Regions from separate parts of the Homo sapiens genome. Here region 2 is linked to region 1. A link is a loop called in an ENCODE intact Hi-C map of the cell type or tissue named here. Cell type or tissue: heart left ventricle. All regions are shown on one strand. Links, peaks and the distances in the headings refer to the core of each region. The heading gives the core; the rest is flanking DNA. Region 1 holds the start of MIR6088 (microRNA 6088). Region 2 overlaps OPA3 (outer mitochondrial membrane lipid metabolism regulator OPA3).

Region 1 (11,544 bases), core at 5,436-7,935:
GGGGGCCAGGTGGAGTGGCTCACGCCTGTATTCCCAGCACTTTGGGAGGCCGAGGTGGGCGGATCACGTGAGGTTGGGAGTTCGAGACCAGCCTGACCAACATGACCTGACCAACATGGATAAACCCTGTCTCTACTAAAAATACAAAATTAGCCGGGCATGGTGGCACATGCCTCTAATCCCACCTACTCGGGAGGCTGAGGCAGGAGAATCGCTTGAACCTGGGAGGCGGAGTTTGCGGTGAGCCGAGATCGCGCCACTGCACTCCAGCCTGGGCAACAAGAATGAAACTCTGTCTCAAAATAAATAAATAAATAAATGGATTAGGCCGGGTGCGGTGGCTCACACCTGTAATCCCAGCACTTTGGGAGAACAAGGCAGGCAGATCACTTGAGGTCAGGAGTTTGAGACCGGCCTGGGCAACGTGGTGAAACCCTGTCTCTACTAAAATTACAAAAATTAAGCCGGGCACAATGCCTCATGCCTGTAATCCCAGCACTTTGGGAGACCAAGGCAGGTGGATCACCAGAGGTCAGGAGTTCAAGACCAGCCTGGGCAACATGGTGAAACCCCGTCTCTACTAAAAATACAAAAATTAGCCAGGCGTGGTGGCATGTGCCTGGAATCCCAGCTACTTGGGAGGCCAAGGCACGAGAATCGCTTGAACCTGGGAGGTGGAGGTTGCAGTGAGCCGAGATTGCGCCATTGTACTCCAGCCTGGGTAACAGAGTGAGAGTCCATCTCAAAAACAAACAAATTAGCCAGGCATGGTGGTGCACGGATGTAATCCCAGCTACTTAGGACGCTGAGGCCAGAGAATTGCTTGAACCCGGGAGACAGAGGTTGCAGTGAGCCGAAATTGTACCACTGCACACCAGCCTGGGTGACAGAGCAAGACTCTGTCTTTAAAAAAAAAAAAAAAAGAATCAATGAACTAACAATCATACAAACCTGATTAGTGTCATGAAGGACAAGAATGTGGAACATCATTTTAACTTTGAAGGAGAGGACGAGTGGATGGGAGGGTAGCGGAGGTTTCTCTGTCAAAGGAGCATTTAAGGAGAGACCTGGCTGGGCACAGTGGCTCACACCTGTAATCCCAGCACTTTGGGAGGCCAAGGTGGGTGGATCACGTGAGGTCAGGAGTTCGAGACCATCCTGGCTAACATGGTGAAACCCCGTCTCTACTAAAAATACACGCACACAAAAATTAGTCAGGCATGGTGGCATGCGCCTGTAGTCCCAGCTACTCGGGAGGAGGCTGAGGCAGGAGAATCACTTGAACCCGAGAGGCAGAGGTTGCAGTGAGCCGAGATTGTGCCACTGCACTCCAGCCTGGCCAACAGCAAGAATGTCTCACACACACACACACACAAAAAAAAAAAAAAAAAAAAAGAGGAAGAAGAAGAAGAGACCTGTCCATGTGCCCTGGCTCACACCTGTAATCCCAGCACTTTGGGAAGCTAAGGCTGGCAGATCGCTTGAGCCCAGGAGTTTGAGACCAGCCTGGGCAACATGGTGAAACACCGTGTCTCTCCAAAAAATACAAAAAAAAAAAAAATCGCATGGCTTGGTGGCATGTGCCTGTAGTCCCACGTACTCGGGAGGCTAAGGTGGGAGGATCACTTGAGCCCAAAAATGTCAAGGCTGCAGAGGGCCATGATCATGACAATGCACTCCAGCCTGGGCAACTGAGTAAAGCCCTATCTCAAAAAAAAGAAAAGAGAATCTATCTGGCAGTTTTCTCTCTTGCCTTCCAATCGTTGCATCTCATTTATTTTTCTTGTCTTACAGCATTTTTTTGTTTTTGCTTTTGTTTTCCGAGACTGAGTCTTGCTCTGTCACCCAGGCTGGAGTGCAGTGGTACGACCTCAGCTCACTGCAACCTTCGCCTCCCGGGTTCAAGCAATTCTCCTGCCTCAGCCTCCCGAGCAGCTGGGACTACAGGCGAACATTGCCACACCCGGCCTTTTTTAAAAATTTTTTTATTTTTATTTTTATTGTTTTTTTTGAGACAGAGTTTCGCTCTTGTTGCCCAGGCTGGAGTGCAATAGTGCGATCTTGGCTCACTGCAACCTCTGCCTCCTGGGTTCAAGCGATTCTGCTGTCTCAGCCTCCTGAGTAGCTGGGATTACAGGCATGCACCACCACGCCCGGCTAATTTTTTGTATTTTTTTTTTTAGTAGAGATGGGGTTTTTCCACGTTGGTCGGGCTGGTCTCAAACTCCTGACCTCAGGTGATCCACCTGCTTCAGCCTCCCAAAGTGCTGCAATTACAGGCATGAGCCATGGTGCCTGGCCAAATTTTTGTATTTTTAGTAGAGACGGGGTTTCCCCATGTTGGCCAGGCTGGTCTCAGACTCCTGACTTCATGATCCATCCACCTTGGCCTCCCAAAGTGCTGGGATTACAGGCATGAGCCACTGTGCCAGGCCCATTTTACAGCATTTCAAACACTTCCAGGACTATGCCGCACAGTAACATTGATTCTCACAGCAGCCCTCCACACTACAACCCTCTGAGATGACTTATCTCACCATGCCCATTTTACAGAGGGAGAAACTGAGGCACAGGGAAGGTAGACTCTTATCCAAGGCCACATAGCAGGTAAACAAACAAACTAGGACTCCAACCAAACCTTGTGCTCTGTCTCAGCCTTAAAAGAAAACTCAATAAACATTCTGGCCTTTTTGTTTTTGTTTTGAGACCTTTATTCTGTTACGCAGGTTGGAGTGCAGTGTGGTGATCACAGCTCACTGCAGCCTCAAACTCCTAGGCTCAAGCAAACCTCCTACCTCAGCCTCACAAGTAGCTGGGACTATAGGTGTGCACCGCCAGAGCTGGCTATTTTTGTGTAGAGATGGGGTCTCGCTATGTTGCCCAGGCTGCTGATCTCAAACTGCTGGCCTCAAGGGATCCTCCTGCCTTGGACTCCCAAAGTGTTGGGATTACAGGTGTGAGCCTCCATGTTCAGTCCACATTCTGTACTTTTTTTTTTAGATGGAGTCTCACTCTGTCACCCAGGGTGGAGAGCAGTGGCGCAATCTTGGCTCACTGCAACCTCTGCCTCCCGGATTCAAGCGATTCTCTCAAGTCTCAGCCTCCCAAGTAGCCGGGAGTACAGACATGTACCACCATGCCCGGCTAATATTTTTTGTATTTTTAGTAGAGACGGGGTTTCACCATGGTGGCCAGGTTGGTCTTGAACTCCTGACCTCAGTTGATCTGCCCACCTCATCCTCCCAAAGTGCTGAGATTACAGACATGAGCCACCGTGCCCAGCCTATTTTTTTTAAAACGGGAAAAATATCTGTAAATTGCCACAGTGACCCACGGAGCCTGGATGAAGAGCGGGAAGCCTGAGGTCTCCTTCAGTCTCCATCCTCTCTCTGAGCCTCAGTTTCCTTCCCTATGTGGAAGGGTTGGAAAAGATGTTCTCTAAAAGCCTCAGAAACTCTGCCGTTAGCGTGGAGGGGACAGAAGCTCAAACAGATTGCATTAGTTTCTTAACGGCTACTATAACAAATTATCCCCAATTCAGTGACTTAAAACAAGAGAAATTCGGCCGGGCGCCGTGGCTCACGCCTGTAATCCCAGCACTTTGGGAGGCCGAGGCGGGCGGATCACGAGGTCAAGAGATCGAGACTATCCTGGTCAACATGGTGAAACCCTGTCTCTACTAAAAATACAAAAAATTAGCCGGGCATGGTGGCGGGCGCCTGTAGACCCAGCTACTCGTGAGGCTGAGGCAGGAGAATGGCGTGAACCCAGGAGGCGGAGCTTGCAGTGAGCCGAGATCACGCCACTGCACTCCAGCCTGGGTGACAGTGAGACTCCGTCTCAGACAAACAAACAAACAAAAATAGTTTTGTAGAGATGAAGCGGGGGGGCGGGGTCTTGCTCTATTGCCTACGCTGATCTCAAACTCCTGGCCTTGACATTGCAATCTGCCCGCCTTGGCCTCCCAAAGGGCTGAGATTACGAGTGTGAGCCACCCTGGCCTAAACATTTAAAACGACATGTGTGACAGCCAGGCATGGTAGCCTGCACTTGTAATCCCAGCTCCTTGGAAAGCTGAGGTGGGAGGACCCCGTGAGACCAAGAGTTGGAGATCAACCTGGGCCATACAGTGAGACTCCATATATAGTGGATTCCAATATAGTGAGACTTTAAAATATAAAATAAGGGCCGGGCATAGTGGCTCACGCGTGTAATCCCAGCACTTTGGGAGGCCAAGGTGGGTGAATCACCTGAGGTCAGGAGTTCGAGACCAGCCTGACCAACATGGTGAAACCCCATCTCCACTAAAAATACAAAATTAGCCAGGCGTTGTGACACACGCCCGTAATCCCAGCTACTCAGGAGGCTGAGGGAGGAGAATCGCTTGAACCCAGGAGGCAGAGGTTGCAGTGAGCCTTGATCACGCCACTGCACTTCGGCCTGGGCGACAGGAGCAAGACTTCATCTCAAAAAAGAAAAAGAAAATATATATGTGTGTGTGTATATATATATATAATAAGTAAAAATAAAATCGTACATATGGATCTAGCAGACTCATATACCTCTGGTTATATTTCCAAAGGAATTGAAATCAGGATGTCGAAGGGTTATCTACACTCTCAAGTTCATTGCAGCACTGGTCACAATAGCCAAGATATGGAGTCAACCTAAGTGTCCATCAAGGGACATAATGGATAAAGCAAATGTTGCATATACACACGATGGAATACTATACAGCCTTGAAAAGGGAGGAAATTCTGCCATTCAAGACAACATGGATGGAACTGGAGGACATTATTCTAAGTGAAATAAACCAGACACAGAAAGACAAACACCACATGATCCCACTTTTATATGGAATCTTAAAAAGTCGAGCTCATAGAAACAGTATAAAGGTGGCTACTAGAGTCCAGGGAAGTGGGAGAGGGTTGGGAAAAGAGAAGATGTTGATCAAAGGGTGCAAAGTTTCAGCGAGACTGGAGAAATATATTTCAGTGATCTATTGCACAGCATGGTAACCACAGTTAATACTAATGTATTGTGTATTTCAAAGTTGCTAAAATAGAGTTTAAATTTTTTAAATTTGTAAATATTATTTTTTATTTTTTGTCACTACGTGTTCTCATCTGATTTTTTTTTTTTTTGAGACGGAGTCTCGCTCTGCTGCCCAGGCTGGAGTGCAGTGGCACAATCTCGGCTCACTGCAACCTCTGCCTCCTGGGTTCAAGTGATTCTCCTGCCTCCGCCTCCCGAGTAGCTGGGACTACAGGCGTGTGAGACCACGCCCAGCTAAATTTTTTTTGTATTTTTAGTAGAGATGGGATTTCACCGTGTCAGCCAGGATGGTGTCGATCTCCTGACCTCGTGATCCACCCGCCTCCGTCTCCCAAAGTGCTGGGATTACAGGCGTGAGCCACTGTGCCCGGCCTCTCATCTGATTTTTTTTATTTTTATTATTGTGCTTTTTGTAGAGATGGCATCTCACTACATTGCCCAGATTAGTCTCCAACTCCTGGGCTCAAGCCATCCTCCTGCTTCGGCCTCCCAAACTGCTGGATTTATAGGCGTGAGTCACCGCACCTGGCCCTGACATCTTGATGTCAATTTATTTGCAATATACACCCAGAAGTGGGATTGCTGGATCCATATGTGTAATTTTATTTTTTATGTGTTTGTTTGTTTGTTTATTTATTTATTTTAAGACAGTCTCACTCTGTCGCCCAGGCTGGAGTGCAGTGGCACAATCTCGGCTCACTGCAACCTTTGCCTCCCATGCTCCTGTGATCCTCCTACCTCAGCCTTCTGAGTAGCTGGGACTACAGGTGTGCACTATCACGCCCGGCTAATTATTTTTATTTATTATTATTATTATTTTTTAAGACAGAGTTTTGTTCTTTTTGCCCAGGCTGGAGTGCAATGGCTGGATCTCGGCTCAGCGTGACCTCCGCCTCCCTGGGTCCAGCAATTCTCCTGCCTCAGCCTCCCAAGTAACTGGGATTATAGGCATGCGCCACCACGCCCGGCTAATTTTGTATTTTTAGTAGAGACGGGGTTTCTCCGTGTTGGTCAGGCTGGTCTCGAAATCCCGACCTCAAGTGATCCGCCCCACTCGGCCTCCCGAAGTGCTGGGATTACAGGTGTGAACCACCGCGCCCGGCCCGAAGTTATTCCTCTTATCTGACTGTAGTTTGGTATTTTTTAACCGCATCTCTCTGTTCTTCCTCTCCCAACCCCATCTCTACTAAAAATACAAAATTAGCCAGCCGTTGTGGCGCATGCCTGTAATCCCAGCTACTCGGGAGGCTAAGGCAGGAGAATTTCTTGCACCCAGGAGGTGTAGGTTGCAGTGAGCTGAGATCGCACCACTGCACTCCAGCCTGGGCGACAGAGCGAGACTCTGTCTCAAAAAACAAAAACAAACAAACAAAAAAACAAATAGCGCCTCGTTTTCTGGGAGGCAGTGAATTCCCCATTTAGGAAGTGTCCAAGCTCAAGTTGAAATGATGGTACATTGCGGTTCATGCTGCAATGCCTCAACCCAGTTCCTCTCCGGACCTCAGTTTCCTCATTTATAAAATGGGTGTGGACGACGAGGTCAGATTTAAAAAAATAATAATAGTAGTTAATAATAATAGGCCGGGTGCAGTGGCTCAGGCCTTTAATCCCAGCACTTTGGGAGGCCGAGGTAGCAGGATCGCTTGAGCCCAGGAGTTCTAGACAATCCTGGGGCAATATAGCGAGATTCTATCTCAAAGAAATAATCATAATCATAATAAAAATAAATGAATAGATAAGCTGAGACGGACTCAGGCCCAGCTCCTGCCTGCGATCCCTGCGGGGGCCACCAGGGGGCGCGGCGCCCCTGCCCAAAACTCCGCCGTCGGCTCTGAACCCCGGCGGACGCGTCCCGACGCCCCTGGAAGATTCTGCGCCCTGCCGGCTCGCCGGCGCCCGGGAGCCCGGGAGGCGGGTGTGCACGCGGGGTGTCCAGGGCGCCCCCGATCGAGGCCCCCTCGCCGTGCCTCGGGGTAGGGGGACGGCTGTGACTCAGGCGCGCGCTCCTCCCCGGGGCCCTCAGTGGTCGCGAGGGGGCGCGCACGGCCTCGGGAACCCGCGCGGCGCCGCGTCCATTTTTACCCCAGCTCCGCTAAAAATAGTTGCCGCGCTCCGAGCCGAGCCCGAAATAGCGGCCCCCAGATAAGGCAGGACGACTCAGCGCTTCCGGGGAGCGGAAGGGGGAGCGCGCGGGGGGAGCGGTGCTGGGCGCAGCCCGGCCGAGCAGGCGCCGCTGTCCCCAGCGCACCCCCACTCTGCCCTGGCGGTCACACTCGCCCCCGACTGCGACCCCGCCCCGCCGCTAGCCTGGCTGCCTTCCTACGTCCCCCACATTGTATCCTCATCCCCTGTCCCCCATCCTCAGCTTCACCTCCATTCCTCATCATAACTCCCCCCTCCCCTACACCCCCAGCGATGTCCCCCACTGGTACTCATCCGCATCCCCCAGCCTGTCCTACTCCTGTCCCTATTTCCCCTCTCCACCCTCATCGCCAATCTCCTGTCGTCCTGAATCTGCCCCTTACCATCTCTGTCCTCAAGGCCAACCTTTATGGGGGCAGAGCAGGGCGAGAGGATCACAGGGAGTCAGGAGACCTGCGGGCTGAGGGCTGAGGGCTGGGGGTGAGGATCTGATTTCTTGGTTTGTTTCTACTGTGGGCAGGGGTAGGCTTAGATCTGGGGGTTGGAGCATGGGACACTTCAGTCTGGCCTAGTCTTCAGAGCTGAGGCGAGGCATGGCCAGCATCACGGCTCATTCTGTGACCAGGGTCGGGGCTCAGGCTGGGGAAGGATGACCGTCTTTGTCACCAAATTTGATCACTGTGTCACCAGAGTTAGGGCTCAGCCTTGAGCCGTTTCTTTATTTACCCACCTCCACTAATATTTTTTATTTCAGACAAGGCCTTGCTCTGTCGCCCAGGCTGGAGTGCAGTGTTGCCCATGCTGGAATGCAGTGCTGGGATCTTAGTTGACTGCAGCCTTGAACTCCTGGGTTCAAGAGATCCTCCCACCTCAGCCTTCCTAGTAGCTGGGACTACAGGTGTGCACCAGCACACCTGGCTAATTTTTCATTTTTTTGTAGAGACAGAGTCTCCATGCCTTGCCCGCCTTGTCCAGGCTGGTCTTGAGCTCCTGGCCTCAAGCTATCCTCTGGCCTCCTCCTAGGAAGGCACTGAAATGACAGGCATGAGCTACAGAGCCCGCCTCCACTAAGATTCTTTCCTCCCTTGCAAGTCAGTGATTGGACACAACAGCTCCAGGCCTTGGGAACAGTCAGAACTCTGTTCCCTGGGCCTAGGTCTTCCCTTTGCACTGAGATCATCTAAGGGCCTCCCCATTTCCATATCCTGAGATTCTCAGTGCCCACTCCAAGCATCAGTGTCAGGCCTCAAGGACCTACACTGCATGTTCTGGGGGTTTAAAGGGAGCACACTGACTTCCCTGAGGGTGACAGAGGTCAGAATGAGTGACTAAGGTCTTGGGCCTGGCCCTGACCCTGCAGTGGGTGGGAGAGATACCCAGTTGAGGCCCAGGTCTCCACCCAGGTAGCAGGGTGGATGGCGGGGGGGTCATCCCTGAGGTGAAATGTGGGTGGAAGATACCTAGATAAGTTTCAGAGTCAGTGCAGAGATGGTAATTTTTAAGTAACTTCTAAAATTTTCGAGTAGCTGGGATTACAGGCGCCTGCTACCAAGCCTGGCTAATTTTTGTATTTTTTTGTAGAGACGGGGTTTTACTATGTTGTCCAGGCTGGTCTCAAACTCCTGACCTCAAGTGATCCGCCCACCTCGGCCTCCCAAAGTGCCGGGATTACAGGCGTAAGCCACTGCGTCCAGCCTAATTTTTTTTTTTTTTTTCTGAGACGGAGTCTTGCTCTGTCACCCAGGCTGGAGTGCAGTGGCGGGATCTCGGCTCACTGCAACCTCTGCCTCCTGGGTTCAAGTGGTTCTCCTGCCTCAGCCTCCCAAGTAGCTGGGACTACAGGCCAGGCGCATGCCACCACGCCCAACTAATTTTTTGTATTTTTAGTAGAGACGGGGTTTCACAGTGTTAGCCAGGATGGTCTCGATCTCCTGACCTCATGATCCGCCTGCCTCGGCCTCCCAAAGTGCTGGGATTACAGGTGTGAGCCACTGTGCACAGCACTTTTTTTTTATTTTATTTTTTTTAATTTTGAAAACTGTTTAGAGGCCAGGTGCGGTGGCTCATGCCTGTAATCCCACCCAGCACTTTGGGAGGCCGAGGTGGGAGGATTGCTTGAGCCCAGGAGTTCAAGACCAGCCTCGACATTATAGTGAGATCTCATCTCTGGGAAAAAAATTTTTTTTAATTAGCCAAGTGTGGTGGCATGCACCTGTGGTCCCACCTACTCAGGAGGCTGAGGTGGGTGGGAGGATCGGTTGAGCCCAGGAGGTGGAGGTTGCAGTGAACCGAGATGGCACCACTACACTCCAGCGTGGGCAACAGAGACCCTGTCTCAAAAAAAAAAAAAAGAAAAAGAAAAAAAGTTTTGGTAACTACAAAAGGGTATACCTTGGAAAAGTAAATTTCCCTCCCACTCTGATCCCCACTTCTCAATATTAACTATTTTTTATGTATCTTGGCCAGTAGGATTCACTGAGCTCTCACGATGTCCCTGGCCTATGCAAAGCCCATCACAGAAATGAAGTGGCTGGAATCATTCAGCACTCAGTGAGTAGGCCAGACCCCATTGCTATGCCCATTTTAGAGATGGGAAAACTGAGGCTTGGAGAGGTGCAAGGATGTGTCCTTTTGAGGGCCCGGTTCTGAAGGCTTTTCAAAGTTGAGGCAAGGAAGTGGATGAGATCAAAGAGGCAAGGTTCAGGCCAGGATACAAATCCCAGGGAGGGTGACAGGGGTGGGGAGTCAAGGAAGGCTGCCTGGAAGAAGACTAAGGGTAGCCAGGAAGGCATCTTCCAGAACCTTCTGATGGAGGGCTTGGATGGAAGTAGATAACTCTGTTTGGCAGGCTGAGGAACCACCAGCAGCAGGGCGTGGCCCCTCCTCAGACCCACAGCACCCCAGAGGTATGTATAGAAGAAGCAGGCTGCTTAATGACATCTCAGGGACACATCTCGGTGATAGCACAGCCGGCTTAGTTATGACGTCTGAGTGATTTGCCAACTGCCTTAAGACCAGCATCCCTAGTCATGCCCCGCGGGGGGGATGAAGATAAGAGGAAGTGACAGGCCATCGGGGGAGGAAGGGGAGATGCAGTCACACACAGACCAGGGACTCAGGAGCTGAGGGATGTGTGGTGCCCTCTGCACTAGGGAGGGGTCTCCCAGCTGCCTGGATGTGAGGGTCCATCTTATTGATTTGTCTAGTGAAGGAGGCCAGGCTCCAAGGAGGTATGGCTGTAGTCAGTCACACTCAGTTTGGGATGGGGTCCGCCCAGGGGCTGCAAGGATCAGTCACTGCTGTGTCCCCATCACCTAAGGCAGTAACTGGGACACAGCCGGCGCTCCATACATCTTACTGAATGAATGAATCGAATGAAAAGGGTCAGCACCGTCTGGGACTCAGTTTACCCTCGCGGTCATTGGGCTGCTTCAACCAAGGGGATCGCTAAGAACACCCCTCCCCACCTTGGGTCCCAGATCCCAGATCGCCAGTGAGTAAGAAAACGGGTTCGCGCCGTTGGTGGACTCCGCCCACTTGTGACGTCACGAGCCGCTCCCCCAGGATCCCGACCCAGGCGTCTCCCTTGGGATGGGGGCGGAGAGGAACCCGGGAGTCCAGACTCAGGCCCCGCCCCCGGGAGCAGGCGGGCCGGGCAGGGTTACACAACCCGTCGTCGCGTCCCGAGGGAAGTCGCCGGATGTCCTGGCCGGGCCGGGGACAATGGGCAAGGAGGGCCCCTCCCGCAGGAACCTGGAAGTGGCAGGGGCTCCCCCTCTTCTGATTCACCCTTGTTTCCGGCCCGGTTTAGCCTCCTTCTCCCTGGGGATCCTATCTCCTCCCAACTCTACCCTCCTGTGGCCCTGCAGTTCGGTTCTTTCTCCGAACCGGCAAACCTCTCTCCTCTACACCCCGTACCCCGTCCTTTCACACCTTCCCAACGCCCCCCGAAACTCTCTGCCCTCACACTCATCGCTTGTAATTCCCGAATCCCCTAAACTTCCAGTGTCCCCGGTCCTTCCTTCACTCATCCATACCGGGCCCCTCTTCCCACCCCCTCAACTACCCCCACTATCCTGCCCAGGCCCTCCCAATCCCCTCCCCGGGCTCCCCCAAGCTTTCCTCAATATCTCCCAGCCCTCCCTAGCCCCCGACTCACCCGCTTCCCTCCAACTGACCCCAATACACTCTCTTGTCCTCCTAATCCCAGCCTCCCGCAGTTCCCTCCTGTCTCCTCGAACTGCCCCATGTCCCTACCTCATCTCCCCAAATCCTGTTCCCCATTTCCCCCCCTCCCCCAGCCAGCCGCTTCGCCCCCCACCCCGGAGCCCCTCCCCGCCCCTAGGC
Region 2 (11,544 bases), core at 4,997-7,496, 130 kb after region 1:
TGGTCTTGAACTCCTGAGCTCAAGCAATCGGCCTGTCTTGGCCTCCCAAAGTGCTGGGATTACCGGTGTGCACCACTGTGCCTGACCAAAACAGATAATTAAAACTTTTTTCAAAAAAATCAAACAAGCCACCTTGGCCCCCAGGATTCCACAGGTTAAGCCTATACCTCTGCACCTCTGCTCCCTCCTCAAGACCCAATAAAATAGCAGTCCTGGAAGGAAAGACAGCAGAAGCCACAAGAACAAAGAGAAGCATCAGGGTGGGGGTGGGGGGGTTGGGAGGGTATGCGACTAGGCGGAAGGGGAGGGAATCAATGCAAGCCTTGAGGCGGGAGCAGATGGCTGAGAGGTAACTGAGCCAGCAGGGAGGCTGCTGAGACCTAGGCACCCTGGAAGGGGGGCAGGTAGAGGGAAGAAGGGGAGAGGGGGAAAGGGCGGTGACAAGAAGCAGAAGGAACTGGAGACTAGGACCACACATGCAAAGTGACTGAGGGTGGGGTTAAGCCCAGGATCCCTCCTTGACTGGGGGTAAACCAGGAGGACTCTGAGAACAGCCCAGGGGGCAAGTGCCACACTGAAAACAAGCCTGTTCCTCTGGCATGGGGCTGGTGGGCAATGCAGACATCAAGAGCCCACTCAGCCTTGGCCTTGAACTCCAGTAACCCTGCCTGGTGTTGCTGGGGACAAAACCACACCTGCCACTGAGGTCCAGATAGGGGCTCTGCTTAGCTGTGAGCCTGGCCATGAGGTGATGACGATGGGAAGGATCTGGGTCAAAGACATCCCAGTGGCTCCCAGACCCCTGCTTCTCTGTCTCCCTCCAAAGCCATTTAAAAATACACCAACTATCTCTTTTTTAAGAGTTTGCATTGTTCCCTGCTATCTTTGAAGTTCCACCTACATTTTACTTTCTCTATAAAGTTTTATCCTAATGTGACTTTTTTATGCTCAAATGTCCTATCATAAGTCTCTGAAACAAAAATGTATCTATAAATTAAAATCAAAAATTTCATTCTTTGTGATTTTAGTTAAAACTTTTCTCGGCCGGGCGTGGTGGCTCACGCCTGTAATCCCAGCACTTCGGGAGACCGAGGTGGGCGGATCACGAGGTCAAGAGATCGAGACCATCCTGGCCAACATGGTGAAACCTCATCTCTACTAAAAATAAAGAAAAAAAAAAAATTAGCTGGGCGTGGTGGCACACGCCTGTGGTCCCAGCTACTTCGGAGGCTGAGGTAGGAGAATTGCTTGAACCTGGGAGGCGGAGGTTGCAGTGAGCCGAGATGGTGCCACTGCACTCCAGCCTGGTGATAGAGCAAGACTCCGTCTCAAAAAACAAAACAAAAAACAAAAAACAAAATTTTCTCTTGGATTGCATTATCATGCAATTTCTATTAGTATACCACTGATCGAAACTGCACGCATTACATAATTTGATGTCTAGTGGCTGGGCGTGGTGGCTCACGCCTGTAATCCCAGCGCTTTGGGAGGTCGAGGCGGGTGGATCACCTGAGGTCAGGAGTTTGAGACCAGCCTGGCCAACATGGTAAAAACCCGTCTCTAGTAAAAATACAAAAATTAGCCGGGCATGGTGGCATGACCCTGTAATCCCAGCTACCCGGGAGGCTGATGCAGGAGAATCGCTTGAACCTGGGAGGCGGAGGTTGTGGTGAGCTGAGATCATGCCATTGCACTCCAACCCGGGCGACAGAGTGAGACTAACTTTTGTATTTAGTCTAATTACGGCTAATTTTTGTAATTCTAGTAGAGACAGGGTTTCACCATATTGGTAAGGCTGGTCTTGAACTCCTGACCTTAAGTGATCCACCTGCCTCAGCCTCCCAGAGGCTGGGATTATAGCCATGAGCCACCGCGCCCGGCCACAAAAAGATTTTTAAATTAGCTGTACGTGGTGGTGCATGCCTGTGGCCCCAGCTACTCAGAAGGCTCAGAAAGGAGGATCACTTGAGCCCCCAGGTTCAAGGCTGCAGTGAGCCATGATCCTGCCACTGTACTGCAGCCTGGGTGACAGAGTGACACTTGGTCTTAATCAAATCAATCAATCAATCAAATCTGACAAAGACATACAAGAAAATAAAATTATAGAATATGTCACTGATGACCACAGATGAAATCTTTAGGAAAATATTAGCAAACGAAAGCCAGCAATATATAAAAAAGATAATATAGCATAATCAAGTGGGATTTCTGCAGGAATATAAGATTGGTTTAATATTCTTTTTTTTATTATTATTATTGTTTTTTGAGATGGAGTCTTGCTCTGTCGCCCAGGCTGGAGTGCAAAGGCGCAATCTCAGCTCACTGCAACCTCTGCTGCCAGGGTTCAAGTGATTCTCCTGCCTCAGCCTCCCGAGTATCTGGGATTACAGGCGCAGACCACTGTGCCCTGCTAATTTTTGTATTTTTAGTAGAGTTAGGGCTCTGCCATGTTGGCCAGGCTGGTCTCTAACTCCTGACCTCAGATGATAATACCCGCCTTGGAGTCCCAATGAGCTGGGATTACAGGAGTGAGCCACCACTCCCTTAGATGATCCACCAGCCTGATTTTTCTCTTTTTTTTTTTTTTGAGACGGAGTCTCGCTCTGTCGCCCAGGCTGGAGTGCAGTGGATGATCTCGACTCACTGCAACCTCTGCCTCCTAGGTTCGAGTGATTCTCCTGCCTCAGCTTCCCAAATAGCTGGGACTACAGGCACGTGCCACCATGCCCAGCTAATTTTTTTTTTGTATTTTTAGTAGAGACAGGGTTTCACCATGTTGGCCAGGCTGGTCTCAATCTCCTGACCTTGTGATCCGCCCGCCTTAGCCTCCCAAAGTGCTGGGATTACAGGCGTGAGCCACCGCACCTGGCTCAGCCAGCTGCTTATAAAATTAAATATAACCTTACCATATAACCCAGAAATTTTACTCCTAGATAATTACTGGGAGAATTTCATTTCTACCAAGAGAAATGAAAACATCCATATAAAGGCTTGTACACAAATGTTCATAGCACCTTTACTTGCAATAACTTGGAAACAACCCAAATGCCCATCACTAGGACAGTTATTAAACAAAGCATGGCATATTCATATACTGTAATAAAAGAAAAGAATACACTTTTATTAAGAGTAATAAACAAAATAACAAAATAAACTAGACAGGCATGGTGGCTCACACTTGTACCCCAGCACTTTGGGAGGCCAAGCGGTGAGGATCACCTGGGCCCATGAGTTCAAGACCACTATCGGCAACTTAGTGAGATCCATCTCTACAAAAAATAAAATAAATTAGCCGGGCATGGTGGCATGTGCCTGTGGTCCCAGCTACTCAGGAGGCTGAGGCAGGAGGATCGCTTGATCCCAGGAGGTTGAGGCTGCAGTGAGCCGTGTTTGTGCCACTGCCCTCCAGCCTGGGTGACAGGGGGAGACCCTGTGTCAAAAAAAAAAAAAAAAAAAGAAGAAGAAGAAATGAACTATTGATACATTCAGCAAGAAGTATCTCAGAAGTATCAAATGAACAAAAGCTAAACATAAATTTCATAGTGTATGATTCCATTTATATCAAGTTGAACAACAAGCAGAACTAATCAACAAGGAGAGAAGTCAGATAAGGAGACAGAGCAGGGGAGGAGGGACCTTTCTAGAGTAATGACGATGTTTTATATCTTGGGTACTAGTTACATGGGTATATGCATGTACCAATACTCATTGAACTGTAGCCTTTAGATCTGTACCTTGCATTGTACAGATACTATATCTCAACAAAGAATATACCAAAAAAATCAAGTGCCAATAATTAAACATAAGAGGAGGAGTTTGGGAGCCAGTGGGATATGACTTCTTATCCTGTACTGCCTCAGGGAACCTGTTTCTCTCGCTTTGAGAGATTTCCTCACTCATAAAACCAGGATGGTCATAAACTCCCTAAATAAGGTGGTTAAGATCATTTGCTGAGATAATGGAAAGCATATTAAATAAAAGCTGTTATTATCAGTCAATAAATTATTATTCAGGGTAAACGTAGCTTCAAGCCAGTCTCTGCCCTGGTTGCACTTCCCCAGATGTGATCCAGTCAGATGATGATGATGATGACAATGATTATTACTGTTATTTTGAGACACAGTCTCACTCTATCACACAAGCTGGAGTGCACTGGTACGATCTCAGCTCACTACAACCTGAGCCTCCAAAGGTCAAGTGATTCTCCAGTTTTAGCCTCCCAAAATGCTGGTATTACGGGTGTTGGCCACCCCACCTGGCAATCCAGTCAATTTATTTATTTATTTTGTTATTTATTTATTTTTTGAGACAGAGTCTTGCTCTGCCACCTAGGCTGGAGAGCAGTGACACAATCTCGGCTCACTGCAACCTCTGCCTCCTGGTTTCAAGCCACCCTCCTGCCTCAGCCTCCCGAGTAGCTGGGATTACAGGCATGCCCCACCACATCTGGCTAATTTTTGTATTTTTAGTAGAGATGGGGTTTCACCATGTTGGCCAGGCTGGTCTCGAACTCCTGACCTCAGGTGATCCGCCCACCTCGGCCTCCCAAATTGCTAGGATTACAGGTGTGAGCCACTGTGCCCCCGCCCAATCCAGCCAGTTTTAAGCTTGCCCTAACAGTGCTCCAAGTATTAACAGAATTGTGCAGGCCGCAATAGGCAGTGCTTCCTCCCACAGACCTGGCTTGATCTTTCCATTACAGCAACCCGAGACTGCAGTAACACACAATGCTCCAGTTACCAGAGGGGCATGACTGGTTCCATCTGCCCAGCATCCTGGGGGATCCTATCTCCCCAACTTTTGGTTCAAGGGATTCAGGAGGAGGTAACCCCACTCCTGAGCCTGGCCAATTAGGGCACTGCTTTCCCTGGGCCACAGAGACGGTGCTGGGATGGGGATGTGACGCAGGGTGGACCACTGGATTCAGCCTGGGAATTTGGCAGGAAATCCGGGATGAGGCACCCCTCTGTGCCCTGGGGTCACTAGGCAGGTAACTAATACCCTCAAATGTGCCCCATGAGAGCAAGGATCTTTGTTCTGTTGACTACTGAGTCATGCCTCTTAGAACAGTTCCTGGCACACAGCAGGCACTAAATAAAGATTTGTTGAGTGAATGAATTACTCAGCCTCCTAATGGACTGAAGCATAGCCACACCCCAGAAAATGATCCCCACCTCTACTCTCCTCCCAGGCCTGGAGAGACCAACTCAACTTGGTATAGAGGATACTCAGGGGTTTCTAAGGCTCAGAGGACGCAATTAACAGAGAGGCTAGGGCCGAGCGCTGTGGCTCACGCCTGTAATCCCAGCACTTTGGAAGGCCAAGGCAGACAGATTACTTGAGGTCAGGAGTTCAAGACCTCCCTGGCCAACATAGTGAAACACCGTCTCTACTAAAAATACAAAAATTAGCTGGGCGTGGTGGCGGGCACCTGTAGTCACAGCTATTCAGGAGGCTGAAGCAGAAGAATCACTTGAACCCAGGAGGCAGAGGTTGTAGTGAGCCGAGATCGCGCCACTGCACTCCAGCCTGGGCGACAGAGCAAGACTCTGTCTCAAAATAAACAAAAAAGATTTCAGAACAACTTCAGTGCGTCTGATTACCAGTGCTACTTTATATTATTCTCTACTGTCTTAGTAATTCCATCCTCCCCACCTCCATTAGAGTTTAGAAGCCGATACTCACCACTGCAACCTCCCATACACCAAGGGGTGGGAGGTGACCCGGTTGTGGTAAGCTGGCAGTGAGGGGAGTTTCCTGGGGGCTTCTGGAAAAGGATTTTCCTCCTTGAAGCGTTACCCTCACTTACCTGACCACCCGCCCCTCCATACACACACGCATAGACTTCCTCCCTTATGAAACATAAAGGCACAATGCCTGGAGCCGCAGCAGCCCTACTGAGGCCATGAGGACTGCCTGAGCACCAACACAGCAGAGATGGAGTCCTCAGGTTCCCAATGACACCACTGAGCCACCAAACCAACCAAGAACAGGCCTTCCTCAGGGCTTACTGAAAAGCCAGCAAAAAACACCCTTTTGATTTAAGGTTTGATTGACATTTACTGGCTGGGTTTTCAATTAATTACAGATGAGCACAAACTAATACAGAGATACACCGGGGTCAATGACCGAGATGGCCTCTGGTGCTTTCTCAGGCAGGCGCCATCCCCAGGCTGACACGGGCGCCCTCTCCTGTCCACTTGGCATATTGCTTGCAGCCAGCGCAAGTAGATTCCCTGGGATGCACTCAGGTTGCAAATCAGCCAGCCCTCTACACAGGGGCTTCTGAAAAAGATCCCTGTTCAGAAATCGGCCAGAAGATTTAGCCATGAGTACATGAGCAAATTCCAGCAAATGCCTCTGCATAATGAAGGGTGGGACTAAAAAAGGAGCAGCGAGATTAAACGCAGCCAATGACACACTTCTTCCATCTGAGACTATGTGCCTTAGTTAGGTCTTTGCCAGCTGTGACAGCCACATACAAAGAATGTCAAAGCTGGCTGGGAGCGGTGGCTCATGCCTGTAATCCCAGCACTTTGGGAGACTGAGGTGGGCAGATCACCTGAGGTCAGGAGTTCGAGACCAGCCTGGCCAATATGGTGAAACCCTATCTCCAATAATAATACAAAAAAAAATTAGCTGGGCATAATGGCACACCCCTGTAATCCCAGCTACTTGGGAGGCTGAGGCAGGAGAATTGCTTGAACCTGGGAGGTGGAGGCTGCAGCGAGCTGAGATTGAACCACTGCACTACAGCCTGGGCGACAGAGTGAGACTCCATCTTGGGGAAAAAAACAAAAACAAAACAAAATTAGCCGGGTGTGGTGGCAGAAGCCTGTAATCCCAGCTGCTCGGGAGGCTGAGGCAGGATAATCACTTGAACCTGGGAGGTGGAGGTTGTAGCGAGCCGAGATTGTGCCACTACTCTCCAGCCTGGGCGACAGAGTGAGACTCTGTCTCAAAAAAAAAAAAAAAAATTCAAAGCCAGACTCTCACAGAGGGTTTCACCAAGAGTTTCCAAATTTACTTAATAATGTCTGCATAGGAAAATGTTTTCGGTGACAGCAAAACTATTTGGGGGGGGGGGGCATGAATAAATAAGTTTATTTTAAAAATTTTTATGTTCGTTTCATCCCTCTAATTTTTGTGTATGTTTTTAAATGCATATAATATAACCATACTATTATATGTTAGCGCTATACATGACTGCTAAATACTTTCATTTATTTATTTATTTACTTATTTTATTTTATTTTTTTGAGACAGGGTCTTGCTCTGTCGCCCAGGCTGGAGTGCAATGGTGCGATCTTGGCACACCGCAACCTCCACCTCCCGGGTTCAAGCGATACTCTTGCCTCAGTCTCCCAAGTAGCTGAGATTACAGGCATGCGCCACCATGCCCAGCTAATTTTTTGTATTTTTTTAGTAGAGACGGGGTTTCTCCATGTTGTTCAGGTTGGTCTTGAACTCCCCGCCTCAGGGGATCCACCCGCCTTGGACTCGCAAAGTGCTGGGATTACAGGCATGAGCCACCGTGCCTGGCTGACTGCTAAATAATTTTACATATGTGTACACACGTGCATACATATATGCTAGGGAAGGAACCTCAGAAGTGTTTCCTTGATAGGAGAACATAATAATAAATGTTTGGAGGTCACCAGCAGCAGCCTGGCTGCCATATAATATAACTGATGTGACGCTCTGGTGATTATAAATAAACTCCAGCAAAGTGATTTTCAAACACTGGTGCGTGTGAGAATGTACTCTAGAGACTGCTAAAAATAAACACGTCCACCCCTTCCCTACGTCCACCAAATCAGGACCTGCAGGTAGCACTCCTGGGCATCTACTGGAAGTGCCCCAGAAAGCTCACTAGTTTTCCTCCATATTGTGCACCTTTCAGCTCCCCAATCCTCTTGGCAGTTGTGTTTAACCTGGTGGTTAGTTAGCCCTTCTATTGAGAGCTGAACACCAACTGTTGTAGCTGTCCTTTCTAGAAGTTTTGTTTAATTCTTTTTCCAGCTTCCTGGCAATTTTTCATTTTACTTGTGTTTTAATATCCTTCTCTTTTATCCTCTTAACAGATAAGCTTAGGTATTTTATATCCACATCTGATAATTCCACGTTTGCAGGCTGTGACCTGCCATGTTTTTCTGCTGGCTCTCGCTCATGGTGGCTGCTTTTTTCATGTGGTGTATATATATATATCAATATATATTGATATATATATATATTTTGTATTTTTAGTAGAGACGGGGTTTCTCCATGTTGGTCAGGTTGGTCTGATATATATATGAGATATATATATATCTCTCATATATATCGATATATATGATTATATATCTCATATAAATAAAAAATAAAAATATATATAGTATATATATCGATATATATCTCATATATATCGACATATATGAGATATATATCGATATATATCTCATATATATCGACATATATGAGATATATATCGATATATATCTCATATATATCAACATATGAGATTATCGATATATATCGATATATATCATGATATATGTATATCAATATATGATATATATCATATATCATATAATAATCATATATATCGAGATATATGAGATATATATCATATATGAGATATGAGATATATATATCATATGATATATATATCATATATGGATATATATCATGATATATGTATATAAATATATATATTGATATATATCATATATATCATGATATATGTATATAAATATATATATCGATATATATCATATATATCTATATGAGATATATATCTATATATATCATACTATATATATGATATATCTCAATATATACCTATATATCATACTATATATATAGATATATATCTCGATATATATCTATATATATCATACTATATATAGATATATATATCATACTATATATATAGATATATATCTCGATATATATCTATCTATATATATTTTTTTTTTACTGTGAGCTTGTATGTGCTGGAACTCTATCTGAAGGATTTCTCCAAGGCCTGGGCAGAGAGAGCACAGGCAGGAAGAGTTTATGTTTGCCCTTGCCAGGTGCTTAGATACAATTAGGTACCCCTAGGGGTTCATTCTCAGCCTGCAACTTCCAGGACCTTTCAAAGAGGCCCCAAGCCCACATGAGGGACAGTCAGTGGCTACAAATTCTCAGAGGAGAATGTATCAGTCTCTACCTAGGGCAAAGCTTGTGTGCCTTCAGACGGAGGTTTTTTTCTAGTTCACCAGGTACCTTGCCAGAGACCTGGTTCTACACAAGGCTGTTGCCTGCCCAATTCCCCCACAGCATAGTCCCCATCCCCCAGGCCAAGTGATACGGTGTGGCTGTGTCCCCACCCAAATCTCATCTTATATTCACACGTCTCACTAAAAATACAAAAAATTAGCTGGGCATGGTGGCACATGCCTGTAATCTCAGCTACTCGGGAGGCTGAGACAGGAGAATCACTTGAACCCAGGAGGTGGAGGTTGCGGTGAGCTGAGATCACGCCACTGCACTCCGGCCTGGGCAACAAGAGCGAAACTCTGTCTCAAAAAATAAACAAATAAAATGAATAAATAAGTAAATAAACATGTACAGAGTACTTGAGGGCCAGGTACAGTTCTATGTTTTATGGATCTTAATATCCACATAACAACCCAATTACAAGCATAAAACTGAGGCCCAGAGAGGTTAAATAACTCTCCCTGGGGTCACACAGAAAGTGGCAGAGCGGGGACAGATAAGCAGGCAGCCTGGTTCGAGGCCGCGCTGCAAACAGTAAACAGTAAACACTGTTTACTGAATGGTGCTGAGGGAACATCAGAACTATGAGGTTAAGTGCTATTCGGTACAGAAAGGCAGAGGGACTCATGCAGGACACACACCACGTAAACAGCAGGGCAAGGATCTGAGTGCACGAAGTCTTTATCTAGAAGCAGAGGTTTTGGCACTTGGGCAGTAATGACAAGAAGGGATTCCGGCTGGGTGCGGTGGCTCACGCCTGTAATCCCAACACTTTGGGAGGCCACAGCGGGCGGATCACTTGAGGTCAGGAGTTGGAGACCAGCCTGACCAACATGGTGAAACCCCGTCTCTACTAAAAATACAAAAATTAGCTGGGCGTGGTGGCAGGCGCCTGTAATCCCAGCTACTCAGGAAGGCAAAAGCCTGGGCAACAAAGTTAGACTCCATCTCAAAAAAAACAAAGGGGGCTGGGCGCAGTGGCTCACGCCTGTAATCCCAGCACTTTGGGAGGCTGAGGCGGGCGGATCACGAGGTCAGGAGATCGAGACCATCCTGGCTAACATGGTGAAACCCCGTCTCTACTAAAAATACAAAAAATATTAGCTGGGCGTGGTGGCGGGCGCCTGTAGTCCCAGCTACTCGGGAGGCTGAGAGGCAGGAGAATGGCGTGAACCCGGGAGGCGGAGCTTGCAATGAGCCAAAATCGTGCCACTGCACTCCAGCCTGGGCGACAGAGCAAGACTCTGTCTCAAAAAAAAAAAAAAAAAAGAAAAAAAAAACGGATTCCATGTATACCCCCTGTAGCCTGTAGTAGCAACCAGATGGGCATGTCCCGGGCCAGGGCTCGCCTATCCACTATCCTGCTGCATCCTCACAAGAATCCTGGGAGATAAGTTCTATTAGTATCCCATTTGATAAATATGGAAATGGAGGCTCATAGAGGTCAAGCTGCCTGCTCAAAGTCACATGGCTAATAAGCAGCAGTGCCAAGATCCGAAGCCAAGAGTGCCTACTCTGTGGCAGACTGTGCCATCAGGGACCCCTTCGTATCACACCCTGTGCAGTTCTTTCCCACACCCACTGTGGTCTGTGCCTGGAGCTGCTTTGACCAATAGTGTGGTGGAAATGACGCTGGAAGATTCCAGGCCTTGCCCTTAAATAACCTGCAGCTTCTGCTTCTTCCCTCATGAAAATCTGGCTGTTGGGGAGTCCTGAGCAGCCATGTGAGATATTCAGCTACCCTGCAGGAAAGACCACGTGGAGAAGAGAGGCCCAGAGGCTACGCTGAGAGGGAACCAACTCCCCAGTCCCAGTGCCAGTTCCAGATGACTCCAGCCCAGCCACCTCCACCTGCACCTGGATGAGAGCCTGCCAAGCAGCAACCAGCAAAAGAACTGTCCGGCTGAGCCCAGGCAAGCCACAAAGGTAACAGAAACTAAGAGTGACTGGGTTTTTTGTTTGTTTGCCTTTTTGAGACAGGGTCTTGCTCTGTTGCCCAGGCTGGAGTGCTGTGGCACGATCTCGGTTCACTGCAGCCTCCACCTCTCTCAGGTTCAAGCGATTCTCCTGCCTCAGCCTCCTGAGAAGCTGGGACCACAGGTACCCGCTAAATTTTTGTATTTTTAGTAAAGAAAGGGTTTTGCCATGTTGCCCAGGCTAGTCGCGAACTCCTGGCCTGAAGTGATCCACCCACCTCAACCTCCCAAAGTGCTGAGATTACAGGCATGAGCCACTGCACCTGGCTAAGAGTTACTACGGTAAGCCACCAAGCTTTGGATCAGATGGCTATGTAGAAAAAGA

The links. Hi-C counts contacts between places; a loop is a spot of excess contacts. Peaks named below come from ENCODE experiments on the same cell type or tissue, not always from the same donor. Only the 100,000 strongest peaks of a DNase experiment are listed, where the experiment ranks them.
Region 2: a loop joins it to region 1, with 2.3 times the contacts of the local background. A loop is called at or near these places in 6 of 110 quality-filtered maps.

The regions. Positions count from the first base shown.
Region 1 is chr19:45,432,782-45,444,325 of GRCh38, forward strand. It overlaps MIR6088 (microRNA 6088), which reads left to right and starts at 3,873; the gene lies at 3,873-3,923. It also overlaps a transcript of ERCC1 not described here. RefSeq lists silencers at 6,760-7,259, 7,270-7,449, 11,489-11,544 and an enhancer at 7,112-7,611. In heart left ventricle, for the core only: CTCF peaks have their summits at 6,893 (motif pointing right) and 7,170; DNase peaks (open chromatin) are centred at 6,890, 7,110 and 7,769; H3K4me3 peaks cover 1,165 bases; H3K27ac peaks cover 1,385 bases.
Region 2 is chr19:45,563,903-45,575,446 of GRCh38, forward strand. The region is part of intron 1 of OPA3 (outer mitochondrial membrane lipid metabolism regulator OPA3); the gene reads right to left. Among named protein-coding and RNA genes, the nearest start is that of OPA3, 15 kb to the right of the region's middle. RefSeq lists enhancers at 1-344, 345-1,142 and a silencer at 534-583. In heart left ventricle, for the core only: a CTCF peak has its summit at 6,188 (motif pointing left); a DNase peak (open chromatin) is centred at 6,159; H3K27ac peaks cover 1,682 bases.